Regions from separate parts of the Mus musculus genome. Here regions 1 and 3 are each linked to region 2. The links are chromatin loops, found by intact Hi-C in ENCODE. Cell type or tissue: left cerebral cortex. All regions are shown on one strand. Links, peaks and the distances in the headings refer to the core of each region. The heading gives the core; the rest is flanking DNA.

Region 1 (10,141 bases), core at 3,615-7,614, 230 kb before region 2:
AGCTGGCGTTGACCAGATCTTTGCAAAGTCCGGAGAATGCTTATCTGGGTTTGTCTTAGTTTGTTTTCTGTTGCTGTGATAAACACCATGACCAAAAACAACCCGGGGAAGAAAAAGGCTATTTGATTTGCAGGTCCCACTCCATTATGGAGAGAAGTCAGGGCAGGAAATGAAGGAAGGAGCTGAAGTAGAAGCCATGGAGGCATGCTGCTCATGTCTTGCTCCCCAAGGTTTGCTCAGTTTATTTTCTTATCCAGTGCAGACCACCTACCCGAGAGTTGTACTGCCCACAGCGGACTGGGCCCTCCCACATTAATCATGAATCAAGAAAATGCCTAACAGGACAAGCTGATGGAGGCAACCCCTCAACTCAGGCTCCCTCTCCCCAGGGGGCTCTGGTTTGTATTAAATGGACAAGAATTACCCAGTTCAGGGTCCTTGTCTACTCTTGAAAAGAGGTGGTTTGGTTGTCACCCTGGCTGAGGCTGTTTGTGTTCCTGGCCTGCTGATGGAGCTGAGGTTTTTTTTCCCCCCTCATCCTGTGTATGTTCCTTTCCACAGGCAGCGTCCTGCAATGCACAGGCGCTGGTGAGGTCAGTCTAATCCCTCTTTGTGTCTCTTTACTTGGTGTTGCTTCCAAGACTTGGTCCTTAAATCCAGCATCATGGCACTTTCCCACGAGATTCTCTTCTATGGCTCATTGTCTTAGCTCTTTGATCCACTCAGGCTAATTTGAATAGAGTTGTGCCAGGAGAAGCTGAGCTGTGCTGCTGACTTGGCTCCACCCTTTTGAGCCCGTGCCTTTCGTGTTTTGCTGAGTTTTCTCCCTGGGCCAAGTGCACCAACCCAGCATCCCCATTTTTTTTTACCTGTGCCTCTGCTCTGTGGGTGCAGAGAAGGAAGTGCTGGGGGACCCTGCCTGGCTCCATTCTTCACCTGGCACTATGTTCTCCTGTTTCTTGTGAGAGGCCACAGGACCTCAGCTGTCACCTTGTTTGGACCATAGATGGCGTTGGGTAAGCTCTAACCACAGGCAGCCACCATTCCTGTTGTCAGAGATGCCTCCCAGGACTGCCGGGTTCTGTCCCCACTTCGTTTGACACAGTAAATGTCTGGAGGCACAATCTAAACTCCTACAGGTCACAGTCAGAGTACTGAGACAAGGCACGAGGAAAGAGGACACAGTCAGAGTACTGAGACAAGGCACGAGGAAAGAGGACAAGGCCTAGCCAGAGGTGATGCATTATGGATGCTCAGATCAGAGGATCTGGAGTGTACGTGGGTCACCCGCTAGGGACAGCTGCAACCCCGCTCCAGCCAGCTGTTGCCATCTGCAGAGGCCAGGTGCTGAAGAGAGCTGGACTCTGTGTGTGTGTGTGTGTGGGGGGGGGGTTATTAATTGTTTATTTAGTACAAGTCAGAACCTGTACTGGCAGCCACATTGTATGGAAGCCAAGTTCCTAGGTTTAAAGCTGTCCTTCTCCATTCTTCAACTATTTGCTGGGGTTCAGTTCACTTGCCTGGACTGTGGAGATGGTCATAGTGTCTGTCTGCCCAGACTGTAGGGAATTTTAACTGTGACAATTTAAAAAAAGGCTCCAATTAACCAAAGGAAGTGATTTGGGTTTGTTCATTGCTGTCTTTTCAGCACCGAGAACACCGTCAGCCACACAGATGGACATGGCTATGAGTTTACCCAGAACTGCTTCATCATCCACTCACCCATCCACCCACCCTCCACCCATGCATGCATCCCAGTCACCCATCCACCTACCCTTTACCCATGTATGTATCCCACTCACCCATCCACCCACCCTCCACTCATGTATCCATCCCAGTCACACATCCACACACCCTCCACCCATGAATGCATCCCAGTCACACATCCACTCTCCTTTCACCCACTCACCCATCCACCTACCCTCCACCCATGTATGCATCCCACTCACCCATCCACCCACCCTTTATCCATCTATCTATCTACCCACTCATGATATCCACCACCGATTCATGCATATATGCATCCATGCATCCATCCATTTAACAGTCCATCTACTCACTCATCCACTCACCCTCTGTCCATCTATCAAAGCATCCATCCATGTATGCGTGAACATGAACATCCATCCATCCATCCATCCATCTATCCATCCATCCATCCATCTATCCATCCATCCATCCATCCATCCATCCATCCATCCATCCATCCAAACATCCATCTATGTATCCATGCATGCATGCATCCACCCACCCACTCATCTATTCACTCATCCAGCCCTTGTTCAGCTACTACGCCATCAGTCACTCGGGCTGTATGGATTGATCTGATCCTGAAGCCCTGTTAGTTTTGCTGATTTGCTGGCAGCATCTGTGCCTTTTTTTTTTCCATCATGAAAAGCATTGAAAGGTTGCCCAGGCCTGTTTATCTAGATGCCTGTTGCAAACATTCCTTTGTGACTGTCCTGTGATGTTTCTCCTCTTCCTTGTCTTTTTGAGTAATGGCAGGGTCCTCTGTGTTAAGACTTCCAGTAGGTAGTATGTGTATATATTGGGGGTGAGGCACATGTGTGTTGGGAGAGGGTGGTGGTCCACTCTAGCAGTCCCTCCACAGCCTCGGGGGCTCTCTTCATTTTCCCTTGCATTAGAGGTAACAGGTTAGCCCTGGCCACAGGGTTCATCTGCATGTGGAGTGCTGACTTCTCATTTGAGCACACTGGTGTCCTGTGCACCAGGCCCAACCTCCTCTTCTATAATGGCCTTGCCTTTTCTGATCTCTGGAGTTTTCTCTATCAAGCCCCTGACTATGGAAAGAGAACAAACTGAATGTGGCCAGCTCAGCCTGGGCATGGTTCATCCTATTGACTATAACTCAGTAATATGGCTGTGCTCAGCTATATGGAACATTGGGAAATGTAGTTTTATTGTGGGCCCAGGAGGGACAGGAAACATGATATGTGGAAATGCTTGTCATATTCCACACTCTTTTCCCTGCCTCCTGGGCCAGAGAAGCGTGGGGGAGGGCTGCAGGAGAGAGGCTACTCTGGCCTTCTCTTCCCCTAGATGTATGGCAGGCTGTGAAACCTGTAGCTTGTGAGTGTGAACGTCCAGACCCCTGCAACCCACAGTTGCTGCTCCAATGCCCCGGAGCTGGCTTTCTGTATTCCCTACACTTCTGAGGCTGGGAGCGCGGGGTGGGGGCAGTGTGGGGATGAAGGGAGGTGTGGACAGATATCCCTGTGTTGGTTAGAGATTTCTGGAGGAGACATGAAACTAAAAGAGAGCAGACATATCTCCAGAAGCAGTTTCTCCAAGGAGCGGAGCATGGCGCGGAGGGTTTCAGGATACAGAGGATAAGAGAGGGGGAAGTTTGAGGAAGGAAGCGTCCATCTGCGGGTCAGTTCCCCGGTAGTGGTAGTCAGACTGCCTTCTGGAGCTTCTCCGTCCGCCAGGGTTCATGTCATTAACCTCTCATCCTGCCTGCTGGACACTTGTCCACTCAGAACCACTGGGAGAGCTGCCACCCTCTCGATGGCTTGTCACTTTGAAATTGGAGCTGAGAATCAGAATTCGAAGCTTATCCGCTTTCAGGTGCTCTGTTCCTTTCAGATCCCGAGGTCACTGCAGATTCACAGAACACTTATTGATCTATTGGAGGGCCACCACACCCAGGTGTGTGTGTGTGTGTGTGTGTGTGTGTGTGTGTGTGTGTGTGTTCATGCAGGGGTTGGTTTTGCTTGGCCGGGATTCACTCCGTCCTGTCAGTTCAGAATGCTCTTTCTCTGCCAGGGAAGCCAGAGGCGGTGCAGAACCTGGGGAGACCCCTGACTCTGTGCCTTTGGCCGGAGCGGGGTTTTGTTTCCCATTGGTTAATATGGTCCTGAGTGTGACGAAAGGGCACAGTGTGCTCCCCTTAGAAGGCTCCTCACAGCAGGGGGAGGTCTGCTTGACTAGATGCTAATGGCAGACAGTCGCCTGGGTCCACCCTGCCAGGCTGTGGCATTGTGGGATGTTTCTACCAGGACACTAGATGCTTATTAAAGGATGTTTTCCTCAAGGAAGACCTTTGTGGAGCCTGGAATTCTGATCCTTGGGAAGTCAAGAGTCACGACATTCACAAGATGGTTTTCTTCAATACTAGGGAGTCTGAAAGAGGAGGACCGCTCGATTGTCTTCATGCTGTCATTGGACAGGGGCTGCTGAGGTTCTTGGAGAAGGACACTCATTGGCTGAAGGTCTTAGATTCCACAACCCATGTGCAGTTACCAGGGTGACGTCTGGCTGTACTTGGGATGGGATCAAGTTGCCAGGCAAGTGTTCACTGGGGTGTGTCCTCTGCCGAGCATCCTGTGGGCTGATAGGCAAGGTAGGGAAAGGCCTTCTAGATGGAGGATCAGCAGATGTGAATTCCAGGAGCACTTGTGGGTTGTTCTGTCTACAGCAGCTACCAGCTCCAGACAAAGGGATTTGAGAATAGAGGGGAGATAGGTGGGAAGTGTCAGTAGGGCTGGGGTGCAACAAACACCAAAAGTCACTCCAAGAGGGGCTAGAGAGATGGCTCAAAAGTTAAGAGCATTTGCTGCTCTTGCACAAAAGACCAGAGTTTAGTTCCCAGCTTCCCAGCACCCACACTGGGAACTCACAGTCCCCTGTTATTTCTGTTCCAGGGGATCCAAACCCCCTTCTGCCTTCTGTGGGAACCTGCACACATGTGCACATACATACACGTAGACACTCACACATCAATAAAAATAAATCCTTTTTATACACGTCACTCACAGAGCTTGGGCTCCCTGGAAGCCATGCAGAGGGCAGTATATGGCAGTCTGAAGGCTGATTTACCGGTGTCCAGGCAGAAGGCGGCGTCTATGGGAGCAGCATCCCAGAAGGCAACTGATCAGGGGCAGAGAGCTGGGGTTCTGTGTGTATGGAGGAATCCAGTGTCAAGTGATAGCTTAAGATCTGGACTCAGTTCCACAATCATAGGAAGAAAGACCAGTTAGGCCAGACACCTCTCACCACCGGAAATAGACTCAGGAGAGTCCCATAACTGTCAGCTCCAAATCTCTCCCTTTCCTATCATTGTGTAGCTAGACGGGGAAGGAGTAAGAGGAGACAGAGGTCCGGCCTTTTCCAGCAGCCTCTCTGGGGCAAATGGGGGATATTTGCTGCTGGGGCCATTGCTGGAGTAGACAAACTTTGTCTGCATGCTACCCAAACACGATACTTGAGAGGCAAGATTTGGTGAGAAGAAAAATCAGGTTTATTTTAGGATTGATACAGAGACAACAGGGAGGGTTACTCTCCTCCCAGCACCATCTGGAGGAACCCTTGTATAAAGTCCTCTTACAGGGCAGGAAAAGAAAGCTGAGAGTGGGTGGGAGTCTTCAAGTGCCTCTATATCCACTCCCCCACCATGGACAAAATATACTGACCGGCCTTCACCTCCTGGGGCTAGCGCCTCTAAATCTTTAAAAATTCCATTCTGCCCATCATCACCTTAGGCATCCATATAACCTGAAAGTCACTGGATGCTCCGGGATTTGTAAACCTAAGGAAAGATTATTTAGCATGATCATTTAGACTGTAGAAGGCCAGCAAAGAAGAGGGGGCAGGCACAGGAGACTCACACAGTGGCCACTGTTTCCAGGATGGGGCTCCTCACACTCTCTGAGCACCCTCAGCTTCTGGTCCCCCTTGGTGTCCTCTCTCCAGAGTTCTGCTGTCATTTGTCTAGAACACCCCCTTATCATACCCTACTTCCTTCTGCCCACAAATCCCACAGAGCCCTGTTCTATGAATCTTCCTGTTACCTGTCTTGCTCTCTTCATAGGACCTTGGCCTCTTTGAAGGTCCTGCCAGCTTCATTCAGTGCCAAATCCTAGCATGGTATTGGACATCACTGGGGCCTTGGCATTGGTCTAAGCCCATGCTCTAGAGCCTTTGCTGAGCCTCTGCTGAGCTTCTGCTGAGAATCTGCTGCTGAGCATGCTCCATCTCATCAGCCGCGCATCCTTTCAGCAAGCCCACGGCACAGCTGTTTCTTCAGCTCCTTCTTTGCAGAGGAGAACTGGGGCCTGGAGAGGCTGACCACATTGCTTATGCTCATACATCTATGAAGGAATAGAGTCAGTAGTCAAGCCCAGAGCTCTTTGAGGGAGGGGGTTTTATTTTCCTCTGGGTTCCCTCAACTTTCCAGTCTCTTCCACACACTCTTGTTCTTGAAAATAATATTCTTCTCTCATGTATTACATCTCAACTACAGTGTCTCTTCTTCCATCCTCTTCACTTTCTTTCCCCTACCTCCCCTCAGACAAGAGCAAGCCTCCCAGGGACATCAACCAAACATGGCATAACAAGCTACAGGAAGACCAGGCACATACCATCACATTAAGGCTGGATGAGGCAACCGGTAGAAGGAGAAGTTCCCCACAAGCAGGCAAGAAGTCAGAGACAGTCTCTGCTCTCACTGTTAGGAGTCCCACAAGAACACCTAACTACTTAGCCATAACATATGCAGAGGACCTAGGTCAGACCCCTATAGACTTCCTAGCCTCTTCAAGTTCACTTACATCCTGGTCAATTGATTCTGTGGGCCATGTTCTTGTGGTATCCCTGACTCCTCTGTTCCTCTGATCTTTCCTCTCCTTCCTCTTCCTCCTCCAAAGGACTCCCCCAGCTCTGATTAATGTTTGCCCGTGGACTCTGTATCTGCTCCCATATGTTGCAGGATGACGTCTCTGGTCTCTCTGATGATGGTGTGGTAGGCTCTGGTCCCAGAACACTCCACAGGCAGGGCAATCTGTAGGTCGAAGATTTTGTGGCTGGGTTGGTGTTCCAGTCTCTTCACTTGAAGCCTTGCCTGGTTGAAGATGGCTGGTTCCGACTCCATCATCCCCAGCACTAGGAGTCTTTGCTAGGGCTGCTGTTATGGATTCCATGGAGTTTCCATTACCCTAGGTTTCTACCTCACTCCCCAAATGCCCTCCAATTCCAGATGTTTCTCCCAGTATTTTCTCCCCCAACAGCTGATCCCTCCTGTTCAACCCTACCCATCTCCAGTCTACCCTCAAAATCTATTCTACTCCCCTTCCCAGGGAGATCCTTGTATTCCCCCCCTTAACTTCTCCTTGTTATTTAGCCTCCCTGAGTCTGTGGATTGTAGCACGATTATCTTTTAATTTATAGCTATTATTCACTTATAGGTTAGTACATCTCAAGTTTGTCTTTCTGAGTCTGGGTTACCTCACACAGGATGATTTTTCTTAGTTCCAGCCATTTGCCTGCAGATTTTATGATTTCATATTTCCTTATCCATTCTTCTGTTGTGGGACATCTAGGTTGTTTCCAGTTTCTGGCTATTATGAATACAGCTGCTATGAACATAGTTGAGAAGTGTCCTTGTGGTAGGATGGAGCATCCTTTGAGTATATGGTCAGGAGGTGTAGTTGGGTCTTGAGGTAGATCAAGTCCCAATTTTCTGAGAAACCACCACATTTATTTCCATAGTAGCTGTACAAGTTTGCATTCCCACCAGCGATGGAGGAGTGCTCCCTCACTCCACATCCTTGCCAGCATGTGCTATCACTTGAGTTTTTGATCTTAGCCATTCTGACAGGTGTAAGATGGAATCTCAAAGTAGTTTTGATTTGCCTTTCCCTGGTGGCTAAGGAGGTTGAACTTTTCTTTAAACGTTTCTTGGCCTCTGTTGAGAATTCTCTGTTTAGATCTATACCCCATTTTTAAATTGGGTTATTTGGTCCAGTTTCTTGAGTTCTTTTAAGATTTTGGCTATTAGTCCTCCATCAAATGTGGAGTTGGTGAAAATCTTTTCCCATTCTGTGGGCTGCCATTTTGTCCTATTGATGGTACCTTTGCCTTACAAAAGCTTTTCATTTTCACGATGTCCCATTTATTTGTTGTTGATCTTAGTGCCTGCATGATTGGTGTTCTGTTCAGGAAGGTGTCTTTTGTACCAATGCATTCAAGGCTATTCCTCATTCTCTCTTCTATCGGATTCAGTGTATCTGGTTCTCTGTTGAGGTCTTTGATCCACATGGACTTGAGATTTGTGCAGGGTGATAGATATGGATCTGTTTACATTTTTCTACAACCAACATCCAGTTATACCAGCACCATTTGTTGAAGATTCTTTCTCCCCCCCCCCCTGTATATTTGTGGCTTCTTTATAAAAAAAAATTCAGGTGTCCATAGGTGTGTGGGTTTATTTCTGGGTCTTTGATTTGATTCCATTGATCAATGTGTGTGTTTCTATGGCAGTACCAAGTGGTTTTTGTTACTAATGTTCTGTAGTACAGCTTGAAATCAAAGATGATGATACCTCCAGAAGTCCTTTTATTGTTAAGGATTGTTTAACTTCCTGGGCTTTTTGGTTTTCCATATGATGTTGAATATTTTTCTTCCAAGGTCTGTTAAGAATTGTGTTAAAATTTTGAAAGGGATTGTATTACATCTGTATATTACTTTTGGTAGGATGGCTATTTTTACTATGTTAATCCTACTGATCCATGGGCATGGAAGACCTTTCTATTGTCTTATACCTTCAATTTCCTTCTTTAAAGACTTGAAGTTTTTATCATACAGATCTTTCACTTGCTTGTCTAGAGCCACCCCAAGATATTTTATATTATTTGTGGCTGTTGTGAAGGGCGTTGTTTCCCTGATTTCTTTTTCAACCCATTTGTCATTTGTATATAGGAGGGCTACTGATTTTTTTCAATTAATCTTGTATCAAGCCGCATCAGCTGTAAGCATTCCCTGGTAGAATTTTTGGGGTCACTTATATATAGTACCATATCATCTATAAATATGTTGACTTCTTCCTTTCCAATTTAGATCCCCTTGATCTCTTTTAGTTGTCTTATTTTTCTAGCTAGAACTTCAGGTACTATATTGAATAGATATGGAAAGAGCAGACAGCTTTGTCTTGTTTCTGATTTTAGTGGAATTACTTTGAGTTTTTCTCCATTTAATTTGATGTTGGCTTGCTGTATATTGCCTTTATTGTGTTTAGGTATAGACCTTGTATCCATGATCTCTTCAAGACTTTTATCAAGAAGGGGCGTTGGATTTTGTCAAAGGCTCCATCTGATGAGATGATCATAGGCTTTTTCCTTTCAGTTTGTTTACATGGTGGATTACATTGACAGGTTTTTGCATGTTGAACCACCCTGCATCTCTGGGAGGAAGCCTACTTGTTAATGGTGGATGATCTTTTGGATTTGTTCTTGGATTCAGTTTGTAAATATTTTGTTGAGTATTTTTGCATCGATGTTCATGAGGGAAACTGGTCTATAATTCTCTTTGTTGAATCTTTGTGTGGTTTGGGTATCAGGGTGACTGTAGCATCATAATGAATTTGGCAATGTTCCTTCTGTTTCTGTTTTATGAAATAATTTGAGGAGTATTGGCATTGGCCCCTCTTTGAAAGTCTGGTAGCATTCTTCACTCATCCCTCACTTTTAAGCCCCCCCCCACCCTTAGTTTGGTGATGGTTGAGAGGAGTGGCCCTCAGAATACAAACGTGGCTACAGCCTGTGGGTGTGGTGCTGTCTCCCTGCGGATGACACGTGCCTGGAAGGATCACTTGTCCCCTCTGGAGTTCTCAGCCTTCCCTTAGGACTGAAGTTGACAAACTCTTTGAGATAGAGATTAAGAGTTAATTTGGTTCAGCTTGGCACCAGTGGCCCATGTGATTCAAAACACAGGCTTTAGCCTCCAGCACAGCTGGGTCTCAGGCAGGGCTGGCCCTTGGCCAGCACTGGGCTCCAGGCCTATCCCTGGACCCTTCAGACTGGGAGACTAGGGTGGCAATGACACCTCAGGTCATTTTGTTCTGGTTCCTGATAAGACTGTCAAATGTCTTTCCAGATGAAGGTTCCAGTTGTAGGTCCTCTGACCTTCACATTGTATCACAAGCGCTGACCTGTTGGTTACTTATTTGAACACCAGTTGTGTACCTTCCTGCTGTGACTTCTCTAACCTGGCCTTCATGGGCATGTTTTTATTGAGGTCAAAACTCTGAGGAGAAGAGCAAGCTGATGCTACTGCTCTAATCAATGCCAAGGCTATGATTGTCGTTGCATATTTCCAATGAATTGACTAATCTACAGTTCTTTCCCTC
Region 2 (10,141 bases), core at 3,780-7,779:
CTCTCAAAAAGACGAGGAGGAGAGCTGCGAGAAGAAAGGAACCGGGAGAAGTCAGTGGGTAAAGGTGCTAGCCGTGGAAGCCTGTGACCTGAGTTCATCACCCAGAACCCACATAAAGGTGGAAGGAGAACCGAGTTCTAAGGTTGACTTCTCAGGTCCTGTATGAGCTACAGCGTGTACACACACACACACACACACACACACACACACACACACACAAAGAGAGAAAGAGAGAGAACAAACTACATGTGTGCAATTTGTGCAAGTGTACATAGACCCCTTTCACCTAGCATGTGGGGTAGGAGGATCCCAGCTCCTTCTCTGCTTGAGCAAATAAAAACTGTGAACACAGAGCAGGTTTCTTGGACAGAATTCCCTGCTCCTTTCTCTTTCTGTCATTCACATTTCAGCAACCATAAGTCAGGGAAGGAGAAGGCCCTGTCTGAGGCTATGAATCCGCAGGCCCATAGCTGAGTGATACAGTTGAACAATGGGGCATGTTCTACTTAGCAATTTGACTTTCGCCTGCAGTCTCTCCAGAATGTTGCTTCTATACAACAAGAAGAAATGATGTATTCATTCATTTTAATTATTAAAGCTGTCCCCCCAGAACAGTGGTTCTCAACCTTCCTAATACTTTGGCCCTTAATACCGTTCTTTATGTTGTGGTGACCCTCAACCATAAAATTATCTCACTGCTACTTCATAACTGTAATTTTGCTACTGTTATGAATTGTAATATAAATATCTGTGTTTTCCCGATGGTCATTTGACCCACAGGTTGAGAACCACTGCCTTAGACTAAACTCTACTTGTCAAACCCTATCCCACATTCTAGCCCAGGCCCACGATGCACCTCCTGGTCCACTCCACTGTCTTCTCATTCAGTGTCTCAAACCATTCCATGATCTCCTATGCACACTGTGCTGGCACTGAGCTCCTGAAGCCCAGCCTCTTGCCAGCTGTAAAGGCTTTCTTGCCTGTGCTCTTGCACAGTCTGTGCATGATACTCTCCCCCTGACATCCCGCCGTCCACTTCCCCCTCTGATTTTATTTATTTTTGTTATGGTTGTTTTGAAAAGGGTTTCCCTATGTCCCCCTGGCTGACCTTGCTAGGGACCGTCCTGCTCTGTCTCTGAACAGTGCCATTATAAACGTGCGCTTCCACACCCAGCTCCCTCTTCTGTCTCCTTCAGAGAGCTTCCTGATATCTGAAATGGTCTTATCTCATCCTGCCTTTTTCTATCTCACCTGGAACATAAACTAGTTAAGAACAGGCACTTTGTGTGCTTGTTGATTTCCATGTCTGTGGTGCAAAGAACAGACAAGGTTCAAGAATGCACTGCCAGGAAATGCTTGTGGAAGGGGAGTCTGGGGCATAGTATTACTGGAAACACACTGGTGGTCATTGACCCCCGTCAGCTGCAGCACCAACATGGCTCTGAGCTGCAGATACTCAGCTGTCTGGATGTTCTGCTGCCTGGAGTCACCGTGATCTTCAGAATACCTCACAGGCCAAGGTACACATATACAAGCAGGTGTGGGTGGGGTTACTCCCTGCCTGCCCTCAGCCCCTCAAGGCTCTTTTCTAGTATTCATGGCCAGAGACAAATTCTACTCTTTTCTAGAAAGCCTCCATAGCTAAGCTACTCCTCTCTGCCAGGCTTGTCCTCCCCTCTTAGCCCCTTCTTCATTTAGAGTGATCGGATGCTTGCTGACCCACCCATAAACACAGATGTGTGGCCCATACTCTGTGTATCAAAATGTGTGAGGTGAGGGAAGGCAAGATGGCTCAGTGGGTAAAGTGCTTGCTGCATGGGTCTGATGACCTGAGTTCAATCCCAGGAACCCACACAGGAGAGAACTGACTCCTCAGAGTTGTCCTTTGATCTCTACAGATGCTTCATTCTGACACATACACACTTTTTTTTTTAGGGAGAGAAGAGCACAGGTCAAAGAAAGTAGGTGTTAGAAAGAGCCTGACTGAGGGCCCTACAACAGCAGACCCTGACTTTGTGAGAGCCCCCAATACAAACTGAGGCCAGCCCCTACCTGTGTGTGCTCCCCAGTGGCATCCTCATGCTTGCCAATCACATCTTCTTGTGATTCAAAATCTTCTGAACAGTCCAGAGGAGGTTCAATGTGGAGACGAGAGCCAGCTTCAGTTCTGATCTGCACAGATTTCTGGACATAGAAATTCAGTGTTAAAATAAGAACAGACACCATTCTGCTCAAGGACAGGAAGGAGCCGAGCCTAGCTGGCCACAAAAAGGGGATCAAGGGTGCTGGGCCTGAGCGGGACAGGATTTGGGTGAATTGCTGTTGCTGTTGTTTACAAAGATCAGGTTTCTTTATGCAGTCTAGGCTGTCCTCAAGCTAGTGATCCTCCTGTCTCAGCCTCCTAAGTACCAGGATTACGACTGTGGCCACTGCCCCCATCTCAGCAGTTGTGACTCCACAAGGTCATATTATCTTTGCTTGTTTCTTCCTTATACTTGTAAAGTGTGTAGAAAAAGTCAGACTTTTAATGATTATTTTTCTGCAGAATGTTTGTAAGAGTTAAGCATTTCCCCAAAAGCCATAAGAGCTAACTGACCTCATGTTTGGGAAAGCCTGGCTAACGCACTGTAGATATACTAACACGAAATGGACAGAATCCTTGTAAAGCTTTTTGAACTATACAAGCTGTCCTTGCTGCAGCCTCCCTGCTTTCAAGAATTCTTTGCATCTTTGAGAAAGGAATACCTGTGCTAGGTTTTGGGGGCTAGGGATCACTCCAGAATCTCCCACCTCCACACAGCCCATCACTATGCATCTAGGAAGGACCAAAGGGCCCATATGAACAACAAAAGGAGTGGGTCACATGGAATGATGCCAGTGCCCCAAGCCCAGCTCACCTGGCCTTCTGAGTTAACAAGGAAATGCTCCCCCAATGCCCCCAGATGTTGCAACATCAGATCACATAGAAGGCTTTTAACACTTTTGACTTTTATCCTGAGTACAGAGGTGATGGCAGCTGCAGCCAGTGGAGGGGGGGGGGGGAGGAGAAAAAGCAAGCAGCTAGAGAGTTCCAGAGAGTGGGTGGGGTGGAGATGACTGAGGACAGTGCAGTATGGAAAAGAAACAGCAGACTGTGAGCCAAGGCTGTGGAAGGCACAAAGGCTGGTAGACAAGATGCTACAGGTCTTGGCTTCTAGAAGAAGCTGTCAACCCCAAAGGCTCATGGTCTTGACACAAAGGTTTGAAAGCTACACCACTAGTCATGGTAGCCACTAGAATCCCAGAGCTGGAGCACTTGCTACTGCTTGCTGCCTGCTCCCTGCTACCAGATTGCTTGCAGCTCAGGATCTCACTGGCTGCTGAGTGCTGGACCACTGGCAATTGGTACTCAGAAGAGGGAACCTCTAACCTGTGCACTTAGAGCTGCCTCTGGCTTCTAAGACCTGAAGCTGTTAAGACTCTGTTCTCAGGGCTGAGTCAGTCAGCCCAGCCCCCAAGCCTGCTTGCCTGTCCTGTCCTTTGCCTGCTGGAGAAGCTCCTTAGCTCTCTCTCAGGCCCAAGACTGCCAATACTAGAAACGACTCCCTGCTCACTAGTGATTCCCACCTGAGCAGAACAAAAGGACTCACTCAGCTGGAAGGTGACATGCTGTCACATCGTTCAAGCCACTGTTAGCAAACCAGACCTTACTTGATACATCCAGCACGCAAGGCCTCCATACTAATTCCTACACATTCTAACATGTGTGACTGTTGAACCAATTGGAGCCACTTCCAGGGCCCTATCAGTCCAGCTGAGCCCACAGACACCCTTTCCTCTATCTCTGTGGGCTTGTTTGCCTTCCCACCCTCAATCCCTCTGTGGCTCAAGGATGAGAATGGAACAGGCAGCTGTCTATGAGAGCAAGGAAGGTGTCCTAATAGAGAAACAAGAAGGGCCAGCAGGTCACTGTGTAATGCCTTGGGGCGGTTCTAAAGCCATACACCCTCATTGTCCCACCTTTCCTCTTCACTCCAAAGCCTTGGCTAGCTCCAGCTGTGGTATGGGTTCCCTCTACACATTGCTACTTAGTTCTCCTCTCCAGGCTAAGGAAAGCATGCTATGCTCTTCTCCCTGGGACATTCAACAACATCCTAACACTGAGGCCTGTTGCGCAGAAAGAGAGGATGGGAAAAAAGAATGACCACAGACTTGGGTCAGGCCAAGGAGGAGGTAGCTTGGATCACCAGCCACCCAGCCCCTTTTAGGGCCTTCTGGTCCTTTCTCTAAAGAGAGAAGGGCTTAGACTAGGGCTTTGTATTTCTGAATGCTGCCAGTTGGCCTGTAGTAGTTAGTATTAGCTTTTCCCTCATCTCTTTCTTAAAATCCAGACAAGTCTGGGCAGAGACTGCCAGTCTGTCCTGTTATTAGCCTCCGGAGAAAGCACCTTAGTTCTTGGAATCTCCTGCCTGCCTCTGATCCCAGTGGATCTTTTAGAATTGAGTTCTCCCACCAGAGGAAGATGGAGTATGCTAAGTTAGAGTGGCAGATACCATACCCCCTTTCTTGCCCACCATACTGAGTGATAGTTCTTGGGAGCAGGAGAGATGTGAAATTGGGAAACAGAACAGTGAGGAGTTGGGGTTATCTTGGCATTCTGGGGCACAGGAAAAGACCAGTTGAGAGGCAGGGATTGAGGCCTGTGGTCCCTGGACAATGTGCACTGCTCGAAAGGAAGCTGGCCAGTGACAGTGGGAGGTACACCCTGGCCAGCCTCTGACTTGGCACATCCACAGAAAGAGCTCTACATCCAGCAAGAAGCCAGGATCACAGCCTTCAGCAACTTCCCAGCCTCCTCTTCCTCAGCACAGCTCAGCACAGCAGAGCTTCCCAGTGATGCCCAATATGCAAACACAGCTTTGTTGTCAGCCCTAAGGCCCTTAGTCAGCAGGCCCTCACCAAGCTCTAAGAGCATTGAGTTCCAGATACCAGTGCCCTGCCCCCGAGTCCACTCAGCACCATAGTGAACACTGTAGGTTATGAAGCAACAGTGCTGAAATTAACTCTGTGGTCCAGAAAGCACTCACAACACTGAGTGGGTGCCCAGAGGGTAATAAATAGCTGCCATCTGGCCTGCTCTCCCACCCTAGCCTGGGGAGCCTCCTCTGCCCACAATGTGGGGGCAGCCCCACCCACACCAAGGCTGCCAGATTCTAACCCAGCCCCAGCCACATGCACGCTCCTAGCCTCCCACCTTCCACCTTGCATGGAAGGATGGTGATGATGCTCCGGGCTGGCTCCCCGAATGGCATTCTGCTTCACCAGGAGTGGGTGTTCATGAGCCGCTGCTTTCTACTGCCTACTTGCAAACCCAGACCCTGACAGACCTTTGCAGTACCTACCCTGGAGGAGGATTTAAAAGACTCTCCACACAAACCCCCCAAAGCTGCTCACTTCATGCTCAGCCCACACTCCACCCAGTTCATGCCCGGAGTTATTTGTGTATCTTCGGCACCTCCTCATAGTGTTCTAAGAGGGTGCATTGAAGTGTGCTGTCAAACTCAGAAGAGCAAGTGCAGGGGATGTCCTGTATGCTTGTGCAGGTTGTGTGCTGTATTAATGGCGCCCCCTAGAGGTGGAAGGGCTCTACCAAGCCCCCAAAGACAGGCTGGGTGAGGAGCAGCTCTTCCCAGGTTTGTCAGCTCTTGTCATGATCAGAAGTCAGAAGGTACCAAAAGAAAGGGCCCAGCTTCACAACGTGGAGGTGAGCTGTACTGCAGGTGCTCATATCTGCAGCAACCCAGGATGCAGATGTTGCAGTGAGGGAGAGCCAAGGCCACTTTCATCCCATAGCAAACGTTCTGTGGAGACCTTTCCTGAAAGTCTGGCCCACAGTAAATTGTTGGAAGGCCAATCCCTTCACTGCCGATTTAATGCTGAGAGCCAGTGACGTTCATCAAAGCTGACAGCATTTTGGTAAACGGCGGCTCTGTTGATTAGGCCACTGTCTACCCAAGTATTACAAGGCTGAGGAAGCCATAAATCTTAATCCACTGATGGCGGCAGAGAGATCTAAGGCCCAGAAGCAGCAAGGAAAAGACAAGCAGGGACAGATGCCTAGATATCACCTGCAGGCCACTCCACAGTAAAGGCGGTGGCTTGGGAGCCTGCTGTATTTATCCAGTCAACCTCTAGATCTCCCAACCCCCACTGACTGGGCCATGGCCAGCAAAAGTGATAGTGTAACCTCACTGGCCCTTTATGGTGGGCCCTGCAGTATAAGAGAAACCCTGAAACTAGGGCAGAGCATGTCCCAGTCCTGGTGGGGTGGCTTTTAAGAATTGGCCATTGGCTACTGGGGACATTGCTACTTTAACCTCTGGTTAATCCCTAAGAACAAGGTTATCATGGGTGGTTCTACAGCCTTCTTGCCAAATGAGTTTCAGGCCTGTACTCTTTAGAAAGCCCCTTCTATTGTAGTAGCTAGGCACTAAAGTGTTCCTATTTGCTGGTCTAGACCCAGAAGAAGGAAATTCCATGTACCACTGCCCAGCTGCAGGAAGAGGAGAAACTGTCAGACTGGAACAGTAGACATTAGAAATAAGGAAACCAACCAGGTAGACAAGGCCAGGGCTAAGAATTAAGAGAATTTAAGAATTAGCCACTGGCTTCTGGGGACCCTGCTACCTTAATCACCTGCTTCCTTCTGGCTACCCACAAAGAGGAGCCCAGTCAAAAGGGTGGAAAGAGCTGGGCATGGTGGCTCAAGCCTGTAATTCCAGCATGAGAGAGGTGTATACAGGAGGATCAAGACTTCAAGGTTAGCTGCAACAACATAGGGAGTTCAAGGCCAGCTTGGGCTATATTAGATCCTGTTTCGATTTTCTGTAGAAGGCAAAGGAAGAGCTGAGCAGTGGTGTACTACACCTTTAATCCCAGCCCTCAGGGAGGCAGAGGCAGGTAGATCTCTGAGTCCAAGGCAAGGCCATGCGGTCCAACTCCAGCACCCTAGACAACAGGCTGTAATATCACACACACACACACACACACACACACACACACACACTGTAGTGATTTGAATATGCAGGAGTGGTACTATTAGGAGGTATGACCTTATTGGAGGAAGTGTGCCACTGTGGGGGTGGGCTTTGAGATCCTTCTAGCTGTCTGGAAGCCAGTCTTCTCCTGGGTACCTTCCAATCAAGTTCAATCTAAGAACCTCCAGTGCCATGCCTGCTTGGATGCTGCAATGCTTTACTGCCATGATGATAATGGTCTAAACCTCAGAACCTGTAAGCCTGCCCCAATTAAATCTTGTCCTTTATAAGGGTTGGCCTGGTCATGATGTCTTTTCACAGCAATGGAAACCCTAACTAAGACACACACACACACACACACACACACACACACGCCCTTCCCAGGCTGTTCAAGGTCAGGCAGGATAAGTATCAGGTGACCTCTAGTCACAGCCCACTCAGGTAGCAGACAGCACCACACCAAAGACAACTACTACAGGCCACCTTGAGTAACACAGATGAGCTGGGACACTCAAACAGTTTCTCTTAGAAGTTTCAACCAATTCAGGAGTGCGAAACAGACCTGGAGGGGTGTAGTTGGTTAGTGAAGCCAGCAGAGAGGGCATAGAGTGGGGCTGTGGGAAGCAGCAGAGAAGAGCTATGTGGATTCAGGAACACAGTCTCAGAGCTCCTGCAAGCCCTTGGGTAAAGGAGTTAGTTAGGGTGGTCCTAGCTACACACAGCCACCAAGATCTTTCCAATGGCAGCATCCACATCTTGGTGCTTCTGGGGAGCTCTTTCACTCAGACTACTGTCCAGACCCCTTAGCTGTGAGCCAGGCCCCCAGCGCTTCCTCTCCATCACGTGTGCTGATCATAGGCAATACCTTTCCATCACACTCCACTATACCTTTCCAAGGAGACCACAGATCCCCATTCAGCTCTGCTGCACTACCCCTGGGCACCTCTGCTGCCTGCCACCGTCCCTCTTGCCTGGCCTTCCTTCATAGCAATTGCCATTAACTTGCTGGCTGCTGTTGCCCTGGCTTGGCCTGGCCTGTCTCCCGCTCCCATCCCATAAGTTCCAGGGCAGCAGGGCTGGCCTGCTTCACTTGCAGCTCTCAGACCGCAGTAAGGATCCAAAACTTTGATGTGCTCCATAAATGGCCAGGACTGAACAGAGGGAGTGAGGTCAGACATAAGAATGAAGTGCCAGAAGAGACATCTCAGCAGTCAAGAGAGACTGATATGCAGCCATGAGGACTGAGGTTTGGAATCTAGCACATGGAACAAGAATGGCCTCCAGAGCAAAGGCACAGCAGAGTGTGGTGGGAAGGTGTCAGCACCTTCCAGCTCTGACAGGGCAGAGACAGGAGGATGGCGAGTGCTTGATAGGTTCCAGCCTAGAGAAAATGCAAGCCCGGGTTCATTTAAAGAGAGACTGATTCCATGGAATAGGCAGAGAGTGATAGAGAAGTATGCCTGGTGCCTTCTTCTGGCCTTTGCATACATGCATGTCCCTCACAAATAAAATAAATACATAAGTAGAAAGGAGAGGATGAAGAGCCTGGAAACTCCAGACTGAGAAGCCCTCGACACCTGCCCTCCATTTATTCCAACACTGACCAACACAACCCTTTACCAGCTCTGTGCCAGGCGTGGCAGGAACCTCCACAGACTGAGTGATCCTCAGCAGCTACCTTCTGAGGCAGGTAACCTACTGACCACCTTCTAGATTAGAAAGCAGACAGCGTGAGGGCGTGAGGACGGGTGGTAGAACCAGAGCGCTGCAAGCACTGACCTCATCCTAGCCTCATCATCTGCCATTAGGGCACCTAGCTGAAGAAACACACCACTTAGAGACCACACACCGCACACATGCCTTCCCAACAGCGGCAGGAGGTTGTGATGATTATAAAGGCAAAGCTCAGGGAGGTCCATTACCGGCTCCAAAACACACACCAAAGAAGCAGCCTAAAGCCCATTCTCTTCAATTCCCAGGAGCCTCATTCAAATGCCCTGAAGAGCCAGCTGGGGAGAGAAAGTAAGGTAGGAAAACCAATCCATAAGCCAGATGCCATGTGTCTGCTCTGCCAAGCTGCTGAGACACAGAGGGTGATACGCCATGGACTCCCACTGCAGTTCCTCATGGCTCAGGCTCTGTGTGCACAGGAGGTCCAACATCACATTGTCACCGACAGGGAGAACAGATGTGAGGAGGGGAGGAAAGGGATGGGTCACTGCTATTTCTAAGCACTATCCTCAAGGCCACAGGTTTTTCAACTGCATCCCACACTGGCCCCCAGACAACAGAATAGGATCTGTCTTGGCATCCCTGAGGCTGTGTCCCCACTCTCCCAGCTGTCCTGGGCAGCAGCTCTCCTGGAGGCCGGGGCAGACATGTGGGCAATGTGGGCTGAAGGCCTCCTGCAGCCTGCCCAGCTCACCAGCCCCAGGACCATGCATGCACACTCAGCCTGAGCTTTCTACTCAAACAGCAGTCCCTATTGTTAGGCACTGAGTGACCCCTGACTGCTGCAGTGCAGAAGGGCAATTATAGCAGAGCGGCTTTGGGAGGCAAGGGGAAATTAGCCCTGATTAAGTCTTGTGAAGTGGGGAGCCACAGGAGAAATGGGAGGGATGCTAATTAATCTTAGGCCAAGCCTTTTAAATTGCACAGACTCTGGGGCCAGCCATTAAGTCACAGTCTAAGACACAAATATGGCTCGTGATAATAGGAAGCACTCCAACAAGCAGAAGAGCTGTGTAGAGTGAGGCAGGCAAGAAAGGCCTCATTAACAAGAAATTAACATTCATGGCTGGGGACAGACACAAGCGCCCAGGCTGGTGCCCTGTGGGCCTGCTCTTCAGACCCCAGCTACAGGAGACACAACTGTTTCCAATGAACATAGCAGGAAGATGCTGTCAGTACAGCAACAGGTCCAATCCACACCCCAACCCAGCCTCTTCCCTTAGAGGTCATGTGACCCTGAACAAGTGTCTTTGGCTCTCTGGGCCTCAATTTCTATGGCAGCACCATGAGGACATACATCAACCAATTGAGTGTTGTGAATTGCTAGGTGGCAAGCACATGAAAGCCTTTACTGCAGTCTACTGTAAAATGCAAGTGGCCGATGTTCCCCATAC
Region 3 (10,141 bases), core at 2,024-6,023, 130 kb before region 2:
CATACCCTCAGTGTGTGTGGAGGAGTAAAGGGAAGAAGACTGGGCCAGAGAGTTCTTTAGAGGCTGACCATGTATGCCAGCCACATGGAGTGGGGGATGGGTCCCTGCATGATTATTCCAGACCTTTCTCTGACTTGGTCTTTCCTCTGCCTCATCCCTTCCACCACAGGTGCTCCAAGACTGCCCTATTCTGGGGTTTTGCATCTGTAGTACCCCCTGGGATACACATCAGTTCACCCTCTTCCTGGCCACTTTTCTGCATGTATGCCTTGCATACTTAATGCTGGAGTTAGTGTCACCTGGTCTCCAGGGTTGTGCCAGAAACCGAGTGGGAACTCATGAGGTACTTTCCTGGCGACCAAGGATTACTTTCCTGGTAATCTTTGATGCTTGGATACTGCCTCCCTTTTGCCTGGCGGTTCACTCCGGTCTCCTTATCTGCAGACAGTGTCCTGGCAGAGAGGAGGCCATTCATTCCCAGCATGCTCAAGAGCTTGTCCCAGCTCAGCATCAGTAGCCAGGACCGGAGATGGGCAACCCTCAGAACCTAAAGCTGTGGTGAATAGCCTGAAGCCCCCAGTGCCTCATTAACACCACAACTGCGTGTTATACTTTCATGTGATCCAACTAGGGAAATTGCACCCTGCGCTGCGAAGGGAGCAGCTCAGATCGTGCATACCCCACCCTGGCAAGCGGCTTCTCATCAAGCCCCAGTTCCTGAAGCCCTGGACTGCTCAGGCTCGTGATGAGTGCTTCCCGGCATACGTGCAGAATATCACTTTGCACATTCATAACTTAACATTATGCAGAGGTTCATCAAATTTGATTTCCCTTCCCTCCGAGGAGAATGTTTCAGCCCTGCTGCTCTGTTCTATTTTCTTCCTCTCCCCCCCACCCCGCCCCCCTTGCTCTTTGCCTACAAGCAGCTCTGAGCATGTGGCTTTGTTGCATGGCTTTTGCAGGGCAGCTGAGAGACACTCAGGAGAGCCGCTGGGAAACAGAGTGCTGTGGTCTGACCTGGCTCTTCACTGCTGTGTGACTTGGCTCTAGGCAGCAAACAACTCTGGGCCTGTGTCTTCTGCACATAAAGAGAATCCAGGTCCCTTGGCATCTGGAAATGCTGACATTTTGTTCCCCTGTGGTGTAATGGGCTCAAGGCCCCGCATGAGAAGGCAGAGGGGAGAGGGAGAGGGAGAGGGAGAGGGAGAGGGAGAGGGAGAGGGAGAGGGAGAGGGAGAGGGAGAGGGAGAGGGAGAGGGAGAGGGAGAGGGAGAGGGAGAGGGAGAGGGAGATAAGCTTGGAAACCACCTGCTTAGGTTAGAGGCAGGATAGTGCTTCAGATGGGTTGTTAATCTTGTAACAGCTCAGCCTGACCCACACCCCCTAAGCACCCCAAGTGTGACTGACTTATTAATGCCCACAGAATCTCTAGGAGGTATGGAAAAAGTGTTGTCCCTACTTTACATATGCCAAGTTGAGTCCCAGAGGGGTGCTGTGATTTGTCCAAGGCCACACAGCTGGCTAGTACCATCCCAGGCCACATAGTTACCATGGCATTTAATCTTGGTCCTTGATGACTATTGTGTGGCAAGGACAGAGTAGCCTTGGCAGAGGAGTCTCCGGGTAGAGGAGCCTGGGTGGAGGAGCCTCAATGTGAGAGGCAGGCAGGGCCAGCACACGCAGGCTGGGAAGTGTGAGCACCTGGCTCATCACAGCACAGTGTTGGTTCCCACTTCCCCATTGTCACCATCAAGAAAGGAGTCTGCATCCCACCCTCTATATCCCCGTGGGGTCTGGAAACTGCTGCTCTGGGAAGCTGTTGGGCAGATCGGCCTGGGCTGTCTCTTCCCTACCTCATTCCCACTCTTACCCAGGTCCTTTTGGAATTTTCTCAACAAGAGTCCTTCAAAGGTGTGAGGGGCTGTTAGGTGGGTTCTGAGTGGCTAGGGGCTTTGAAACATTGTGTGTGTGTACATGTAAACACATGTATGTGCACACGTGTTAACACATAGCATTCTCATGGGAAAGGGCAGGTCATACCACCAGGCTGGCTGACCCAGCCCCTGAAAACTGGCAACTGGGAGTGGTATGTCCTAAATCTATGAAGCCTCTAGAATTCTAAAGGCTTCTTGCCCACTGTCTTGCTGCCAGCTGTCCCCAAGGAGAGAGTCGTAACTGGCCTCCTGGGGAGTGGGTGGGAGCTGTTGAAGGTAGGCACATATTTGCAAATCAGGGGTTCTTTTAAATACTCAAATGCTCAGATCTGGTTTAACAGCATGTGAGAGGAAATAAGACCTGTTGGGTCAGACCCTGGAGAGAACTCCACCACACTGACCAAGCAGCCTGCCTCCCTGTGGGTGCGGCAGCCTCTGAGGAACCAGGAGCCCAGAGCTGTTGAGAGGACACTCCCACTCGGGTGGCCTCCTGCCACCTGCTTCCCTCCTGCTTCTTGGCTCTTCTGATGACTCATAGCACATGCTCATTCCTTGACTCAGCTCGAGGCATGCAGCTCACTCTGCTCGCCCTGTGTGTCAGCCTTTCCCGAAGGGAGCTCACTCTTGCTCTGCAGCCCGACCCAGCCCCTGGATCCACAAGGGCTCTGCAACACCAACATTGTTAATTAGCAGCAGGTCAGCCGGGGTTTCCCATGGCAGCCGTGTCTTCTAGCTCTCTGCCTGCCCTGAGCCCTGAGTCAGTGGAATCAGACTTTGAGTTGAGTCTGCGAGCTACGCTTGGTGGCAGAAATTGTGGGAGTGAGAATGGCAAGTTCAAAGCCTGCCTGGCCTACAGAGTAAGTTCAAGGGCAACTTAATGAGACTCTGACTTTAAAAAAAAAAAAGTAATAAATAAATTTAAATTTTAGAAAAGAGGGTGCTGGATGTGATAGCAGATGCTTTAGCCCCAGCACGTGGGATGCAGAGGCAGATGCAGTTCTGCAAGTTTGAGGCCAGCCTGGTCTTCATAGTGAGACCCTATCTCAAAAATGAATGAATGAATGAATGAATGGCATAGGTTTAATCATTAGTACTGCAAATATCTATACACATACACATATACATGCACATATACAGCATATATGTGTGAATACATATATGAGAAAACAAGTAGAATAACCTTAGGGGCACGAGTACCCTCACCAAGTTGCTTCACCTCTGGGGAGTCCTGTTGTCTGGCTGGGGAGTGAGTGTGTCCTACCTCCCAGCATGGTCACAAGGTGACTGGAGACTTAGTAGGAGCATCCTCTCTTGCTCCCCGCTAGACTTCTGAGATCTCCCTCTGCACAGGGAGAATAATACTACCCCCTTAGGAAGAGGGGCATCCTTCAAGCCAGTGTTTCCTATCCCTGTAATCATCCTAGCAGAAGAGTAGGGACTCTGGGTCTCTCCTTTGATCTATCTGACTTCTAAAACAGTGGGCCCCAAGGAATTGGAATTTTCTGGGAATCCCATACTGAAGTCTGCTGCTTCCAGGGAGTGGCCTGTCTCCTAGGGAGAGATTTCACAGGGTACTTGTACTGGCTAGTTTTGTGTCAACTTGACACAGGCTGGAGTTATCACAGAGAAAGGAGCTTCAGTTGAGGAAATGCCTCCATGAGATCCAGCTGTAAGGCATTTTCTCAATTAGTGATCAAGGGGGAAAGACCCCTTGTGGGTGGGACCATCTCTGGGCTGGTAGTCTCAGCTCTATAAGAGAGCAGGCTGAGCAAGCCAGGGGAAACAAGCCAGTAAGGAACATCCCTCCATGGCCTCTGCATCAGCTCCTGCTTCCTGACCTGCTTGAGTTCCAGTCCTGACTTCCTTGGTGATGAACAGCAATGTGGAAGTGTAAACTGAATAAACCCTTTCCTCCCCAACTTGCTTCTTGGCCATGATGTTTGTGCAGGAATAGAAACCCCGACTAAGACAGTACTGAAGGCTTATCAGACACCTTGTAGACCAGACCAGACCAGACCAGACCAGACCAGACCAGAGCCCACACAGTGATGGACAGACAGACAACACCTTGATATGGACACATCTTACCCTCTATTTAAACCAAACCTCCTTCCAGGGCTTCAAAGATGGTTGTTTGGGGTTTGGGATCATCATTTTTCTGTTAGATCCTCTTCTCAATGTGGCCACATTGAGTGAGTCTCTTTTCTCTGTGTCACATGGAGTAGAAACCATTGCAAAAGTCCCTCCCTGAAGCCAGCTCTCAGAAACGGCATTTCCCAGACGGTCACAAAGCAAGCTGCCTTGCATGTCAGGGGCCTACATGGGACATTGTCATTCCTGCATGGTGAAGGGTACCTCTGCCTGCTCAGTGGCCAAACATCTCAGCAGTCCCAAAGGGTGTTCTGAGTTCACCCCAGCACCACAATCCCTTCTTCTGCCTGCTACCGGGCTGCGTGGAAGGCCTCTCTCCCATCCTCACTTCCCACTCATGACACTACCCACGCCAATCTGTCTCTCAGGCCCTCCACAACCCACTAAGGCACTCTCAACATCGAGTGCAACACACTCTAACATGACTGCCCAGTCCTGGCTTTTGAGATCTGTTGCCCTGGTTCTGTAGCTCCCACTTCAGGCAACCCCAGTCAACTATTCCCCTGTTGCTCTTCCTGGTGTTTTCCCAGGGGCGATTTCTGCCCTTTCCACTTGCAGGGTATCTGGAGGACTCTTTGAAACACAGCAGTGCAGTAACTGAGGCAGAACTGACCACCCACAGAGATCACTCAGAGTGTGGACATGGTCTTCTTTATTTCCTACCCTCCTCTCCTTGGTATTGCTGAGTGCCATGCTTCCTTAGGCCAGGGAGCCCTCCTCTTCTTCCCTCAGTGACCACATGGCTTGGGACACCCACATCTCAGAATCCCACTCTTTGATGCAGCTACACTTCCTATTTCAGCATCTAAACGTGACTGCCCATCAGCATGGCTAAACTTACTCACATGCTTGCCCCCCAAACGGAGCCTACTTGCTTCTCTGCCCCAATTGCATGTTTCTTTCATAGGTGTTCAAACTGGTGAAAACAGGGTCCCTGGTCCCATAGCTCTTCTTACCCCAAGACCAGTGAATTCTCATCAACACAACTAGACCTCTGCCTTAGTCCCTGTTTTATTTCTGTGAAGAGACAGCATGACTAAGGCAACTCTTACAAGAAAGTTTTTAATTGGGGGTTGGCTTACAGTTTCAGAGGCTTAGCCTGTTCTCATCACGGCAGGGAGCATGGTGCTGGAGCAGGATTCAAGAGCTACATCCTGATACATAGGCAGCACACAAAGGCACTGGGCATGGCCTGGGCTCTTTGAAACCACCAATCCCACCCCCAGTGACACACTTCCTCCAGCAGGGCCATGCCCCCTAATCCTTCTGATCCTTCTCAAATAGTTCCACTTTCTGATGACTAAAGCACCACAGACTCCCTTACCCATGTGCCACCTCTGCAGCTTCAGGGACCCATGAAACATGGGAAGTTACAGAAGTCAGAGAATCATTGGTCCATTTTTGACTCCCAGTAGCTGTTGCTCAGCAATGCTCTGATGTGACCAGGATAATGGCCCCTCCTCTCCATCCAGAGTGCTGATGGGACTTCCTTGGTCCTCAGGGCATCATGGGAACATCCCAGCCTTGCCCTGTGTTCTGCCTCATTCTTTGCCTGCCCTGGTGTCTCTGATCTATTTGCACTCTGGGCATCCAAGCATGAGCACATGATCATACCAAGGCATCATGGCTTGTGGACAGCTGGCTGTGCTCCTTCCCCATGGGAGCAGTCCTCAGGATGGTGGAAGGGTCTCCTCCCCATGAATCAGGAGGTCTCATGCTGTCCATGGAGCCTTGCAATAGGAGGAAGCCTGTGGACACCTTGAAGGAGGCATGGAAGATTGGCATTTGGAGGGGACTAATGCTGGAGACTTCATATATTTCCACCCTTGCCATTCACAAGATGTCTGCATGCCTCTCTGCAGAAATGGAGACAAAATAAAGCACTCTTCAAGACCAGGCCAGAACTGAATGTGGTGGGGGAACTGCTCTTTCCTGATATATTCCAAATGACTCATCATGCAAAAGAAAGGGAAAAATTTCGAAAATAAGATATCTTTAAGACCCATCATGTTCTCCTTCTCTTGGAGCTGCCCTTTTGGTGGGATGCCGTGGAATCTTCATTTACCATCTGCAGGTCATTTATTTCTTGTATTCCTTTTAATTCTATCCTTCACTCCTTTCTAAATTGACCATTTAAAACCAATGTGTTTTCAGTCCTCTGGGGCTGTCTTCTGGATCTGTAACTTCTGAGTCTCAGATCTAGCTTTGAGGAGGCTTTGATGGGACTTCTCGGGGCTCCTTGCAGGGCACTGCTCCAGGCTGGGGTCCTTGAAATTGTTATTCCAGGGAGGAGTGTGTCCCCCAGGATTTAGAGATTGGTGCCCAGAAGATCCCAACACCTTTGAATTGCACCAATTGATCCTGCGGATCCACACCAGCATTGGAAGGCATGACAGAGAGTGGGGTGGGGGTGGGGGTTGTCCATAGGGTAGGAAATGGTGGAGGGAGTGTGAGAAGAACATCTGGAAGCAACATCTGGAAGAAATGGCTACTTCCTGAACTCCTCAGCTTCTTCCTACCAACTAGCTGGGCAGAGAAACAGTTGTGGGAAGGTCTTGAGCCATGCCTCAAAGCCAGGAGAGCCAGGCTTAGCAGTTGTTCTGAGATTCAACTGGGATTTGCAACCTACAGTATGGACCTCCATGGAGCCCATGAGAAAGCATAATCTAGCGGATTCTCAGAGTCTACGTAATTGTGGCTTTGGGTGATATCTGTGCCCATTAAGTTTGGGAAACATTGGGCTGTGAAGCAGAACAGATAGCCATCCTCAGGATCCCAGGAGGCAATGTGGCCAGCAAGGGTCAGCAGTTGGGCAGGGACTACCTAAAGTGTTCAGAATTGAAATGTATTCTTGGTGGATTTGTCCTTTGATGAGTATGAAGTGTACTTCCCTATCTCTTTTGATTAGTTTTGGCTGAAAGTCTATTTTATTAGATATTAGGATACCTACTCCAGCTTGTTCCATGGGTCCATTTGCTTGGAAAACTTTTTTTTAGCCTTTTACTCAGAGTGGAGTGTCTATCTTCGTTGCTGAGTTGTGTTTCTTGTATGCAGCAGGCTGATGGATCCTGTTTATGCATCTACTCTGTTAGCCTATGTCTTTTCATTGGAGGAATGGAGAGATATTACCACTGATTGTTAGTTCTTATTATTCTGATGGTGGTATTTGTGTGTGTGTGTGTGTGTGTGTGTGTGTGTGTGTGTGTGTGTGTGTGTGTAAGAGAGAGGGGGCTCTCTTCTTTTGGTTTGTTGGCATGAAGTTATTCATTTCTGTTTGCAAACATCTTCAGAACAGAAATGGCGGCCAGTGCAGGCTCTCTAGCTGATGCTGGTGGCAGTTCAAGCCTACGTGGGATGCATGTGCAGGGGTGCATACTGAAAATGGAGAGGAAGAGATCCTTTCTCACAGAAGCATGGAGTCAGATAGTGCCGGCAGTGGCTGGAAACAACTGGCCTGGGGTCAGGGAAGGGAGGCTGGCTTTGAGGATGGTTCTGATGGGATATTGTGCAATGAGGCCATGCAGGGAATGAGGCAAAGCTGATGATGGGTCCTTGCCCACCTTGTCCATCTTGGCTCCATTTGGCTGCAGCCCATCTAACCACATGAGAAGATTCGACCTGCAGAGGTCTACTGTGCCCTCGTTTCTTCTCCCTCTCTGAGAGCCAGGTGTTAGTGTTCAGGGCCCCTCTGCACTGCCACCCTCCCCTGTTGCTCTTTTGCTTTCTGGACACTGCTCTTGGCTTTGACCATGACTGCCCTTGGACCTGGGAGAGCAACTCAGTGGCTTCGGTGATGTGACCATCAGTGAGTCAGTCCACTGACAGCTCAAAGTCTTTCCTCTGCGTCCTTCAAAACATGAATGTTGGCGCAGGCAAGGCAGAGGAGGCCTCTCATCCCAGCATGCAAGAGACTTGGAACAGGAGGATCTCAAGTTCAGTGCCAGGCTGTATAATGGGACCTTGTCTCAGAAGTCATCAAGAAAGCTAACTGGGATGATGGAAGAAGGGCACACGTGCTAATGCAGCAAAGGAGCACCTCTCTATAACTGGAGCTTTGTGGTGACACTGGGTGTGTTGCCGATGACGAGAAGACTCTCGGCTATGGGAATAAAGAGGGCAAATGGCAATGGAAGTTGTGGATGGATGAGTTTGCCTGGTGCTACCCACATACAGCGTTAAGCAGCAGGTAATAGATGCCCACCCACTGGATGGAGGAATTGAGACAGGGGACATGGAAGACATGTACAGATCTAAGCAGCCAGCACAAGGTAGAGCCACAACTCAGGAGAACCTGAGGCCTGGGAAGGTACACGTGCCACATCCAATGTCCCTGTTCCCGCCTGCCACCCATCAGAGTGTGGGTTCTGCCAAGCCCCTTTCAGTCCTTTTAGACACTTTCTGGGTCTCTTCACACAAAGCAGAATTACTTCCCAAGAAATTTCTGCTCAAATCACCTTGTGACATTTGCAGCTGTTTTCAAGCAAGAGCTTGATGTCCCTGGGGAATGTCGTGGCCAGGAGCAGCCAGGTTGCAGGCTACTGTGTGAGGACCAGCAGAGACTTGGAACATGAGATGACATCTGACCCAACAAACCAGACCAAAGCCTAGCCCTGCCGGGAATCGCACTGCCCTACCCCCCACTGCCTTTGCTTTTCTCTTCTCTCCTCTTAACTTTTGTTGAGACAGGGTCTTGCTTTCAAATTCATGATGCCCCTGTCTCAGCCTCCTCCGCTCCCAGCTTCTGTGTAGAGTCAGTTCTGGTAGATTCTCCAGTGCAGGTCCACATCTGCTGGCCCTGCGGAGCTGTGGCAGAGCTTGTACCTTAAAGAGAAGGGCTGAGCTTAAAGTGGCTCTGGGTGGCAGCCGACCACCCTTCTACTACAGCCTTCTGGGGGCTGAGTGTCTGCTTCCAGCAGGAAAACACAGGATCCAAGTGACATCTGAAGATCTGGGACACTGGGGTGGGATGAACTGTGGACCTCAGTTCAACAGTGACCAGGCAGTGAGACTCTGTAGCTCCCAGCTCCCCTTTACCTCATCTTCCCTATGTGTTTGGTGGGTGCAGTGGTTGTCGTTGCTGTATTAGTAATAGCAGCCACCACATCGTGGCCTCTGCTGTTAGTAATGACAGCCACCAGAGCACCTCTAATAGTTGTTTCAAGAACTAAATAAAGCCCAGGAGCTGATACAATATGAGGAAGGAAGACCCACATGGGGTTTAAAACTCCATTTATTATATGTAAGTACACTGTAGCTGTCTTCAGACACTCCAGAAGAGGGAGTCAGATCTCATTACATATGGTTGTGAACCACCGTGTGGTTGCTGGGGTTTGAACTCAGGACCTTCGGAAGAGCAGTCAGTGCTCTTAGCCGTGGAGCCATCTCTCCAGCCCTGTTTAAAACTCCTAATGGGTAACTTCTAGCAATAGCCAAGTTGAGACCCACTGGGTTGGCACAAGCAACCTTCTGACAGGAATTAATTTTATTTATATATGTGTGTAGCGCATCCCCCTTTGTCCCTGTTTCCCTCTTTCCTTCCCTCTCTATCTTCTTCCTCTTCTTTTCCCCTTCCCGTGCACGTGTGTGTGTGTGTGTGTGTGTGTGTGTGTGTGTGTGTGTGTGTGTGTGTGTGTGCAAGCCCTGGCCATGTGTATGGTTACTGATTGCTTTGCAGCCCAATTGTCCCTTGAATACCTGTTTCTTTTCCATAGATGGGAAAAGTGGTGCCCATATCTCAGGGTGTGGGCAACAGGTAGAAGGCTACTTTGAAAGTTGTCATGGTGCTTCTCCAGCCCTGGGTATGCTCTGCTCTGCCTGCCTTCTCATTCCAGTCTTGGGGTTTTCTTTTGTTTCTTTCCAGGATTGAGAAGGGGGACGTGAGTGAAGAGGAAGACTTCCGCCTTGCCTGCCGCCACGAGAGATACCCGACCCGTAAGTGCCACGTGGTGGACAGGGAGCTGTAGCAGCAGTCTCCTCCCGACACACACCACACATGGGAAGCCTGGCAGCTCCGGGCCTGGCCTGACATCCCCAGTGGCCTTTGAGATCAGCCCTGG

Evidence for each region. A loop is a pair of places that touch in the nucleus more often than their neighbours do. Peaks named below come from ENCODE experiments on the same cell type or tissue, not always from the same donor. Only the 100,000 strongest peaks of a DNase experiment are listed, where the experiment ranks them.
Region 1: a loop joins it to region 2, with 8 times the contacts of the local background. A loop is called at or near these places in 3 of 42 quality-filtered maps.
Region 3: it touches region 2 in a loop (12-fold over the local background); 2 of 42 quality-filtered maps call a loop at or near these places.

Annotation. Positions count from the first base shown.
Region 1 is chr7:125,996,002-126,006,142 of GRCm38, reverse strand. All of the region lies in intron 2 of Gsg1l (GSG1-like), which reads left to right. Among named protein-coding and RNA genes, the nearest start is that of Gm51456, 48 kb to the right of the region's middle. In left cerebral cortex, for the core only: no CTCF peak of the experiment used is centred there; DNase peaks (open chromatin) are centred at 5,378 and 6,011; H3K27ac peaks cover 2,198 bases.
Region 2 is chr7:125,762,615-125,772,755 of GRCm38, reverse strand. D430042O09Rik (RIKEN cDNA D430042O09 gene) reads right to left here. Exons shown (of 28, transcript NM_001081022.2): 6 at 2,053-2,184. Among named protein-coding and RNA genes, the nearest start is that of D430042O09Rik, 60 kb to the right of the region's middle. RefSeq lists an enhancer at 7,403-8,709. In left cerebral cortex, for the core only: a CTCF peak has its summit at 5,615 (motif pointing left); DNase peaks (open chromatin) are centred at 5,310 and 5,496; H3K27ac peaks cover 2,242 bases.
Region 3 is chr7:125,891,535-125,901,675 of GRCm38, reverse strand. It overlaps Gsg1l (GSG1-like), which reads left to right. Exons shown (of 7, transcript NM_001101488.1): 6 at 9,946-10,016. Among named protein-coding and RNA genes, the nearest start is that of Gm51456, 56 kb to the left of the region's middle. In left cerebral cortex, for the core only: no CTCF peak of the experiment used is centred there; DNase peaks (open chromatin) are centred at 2,422, 4,414 and 5,994; H3K27ac peaks cover 897 bases.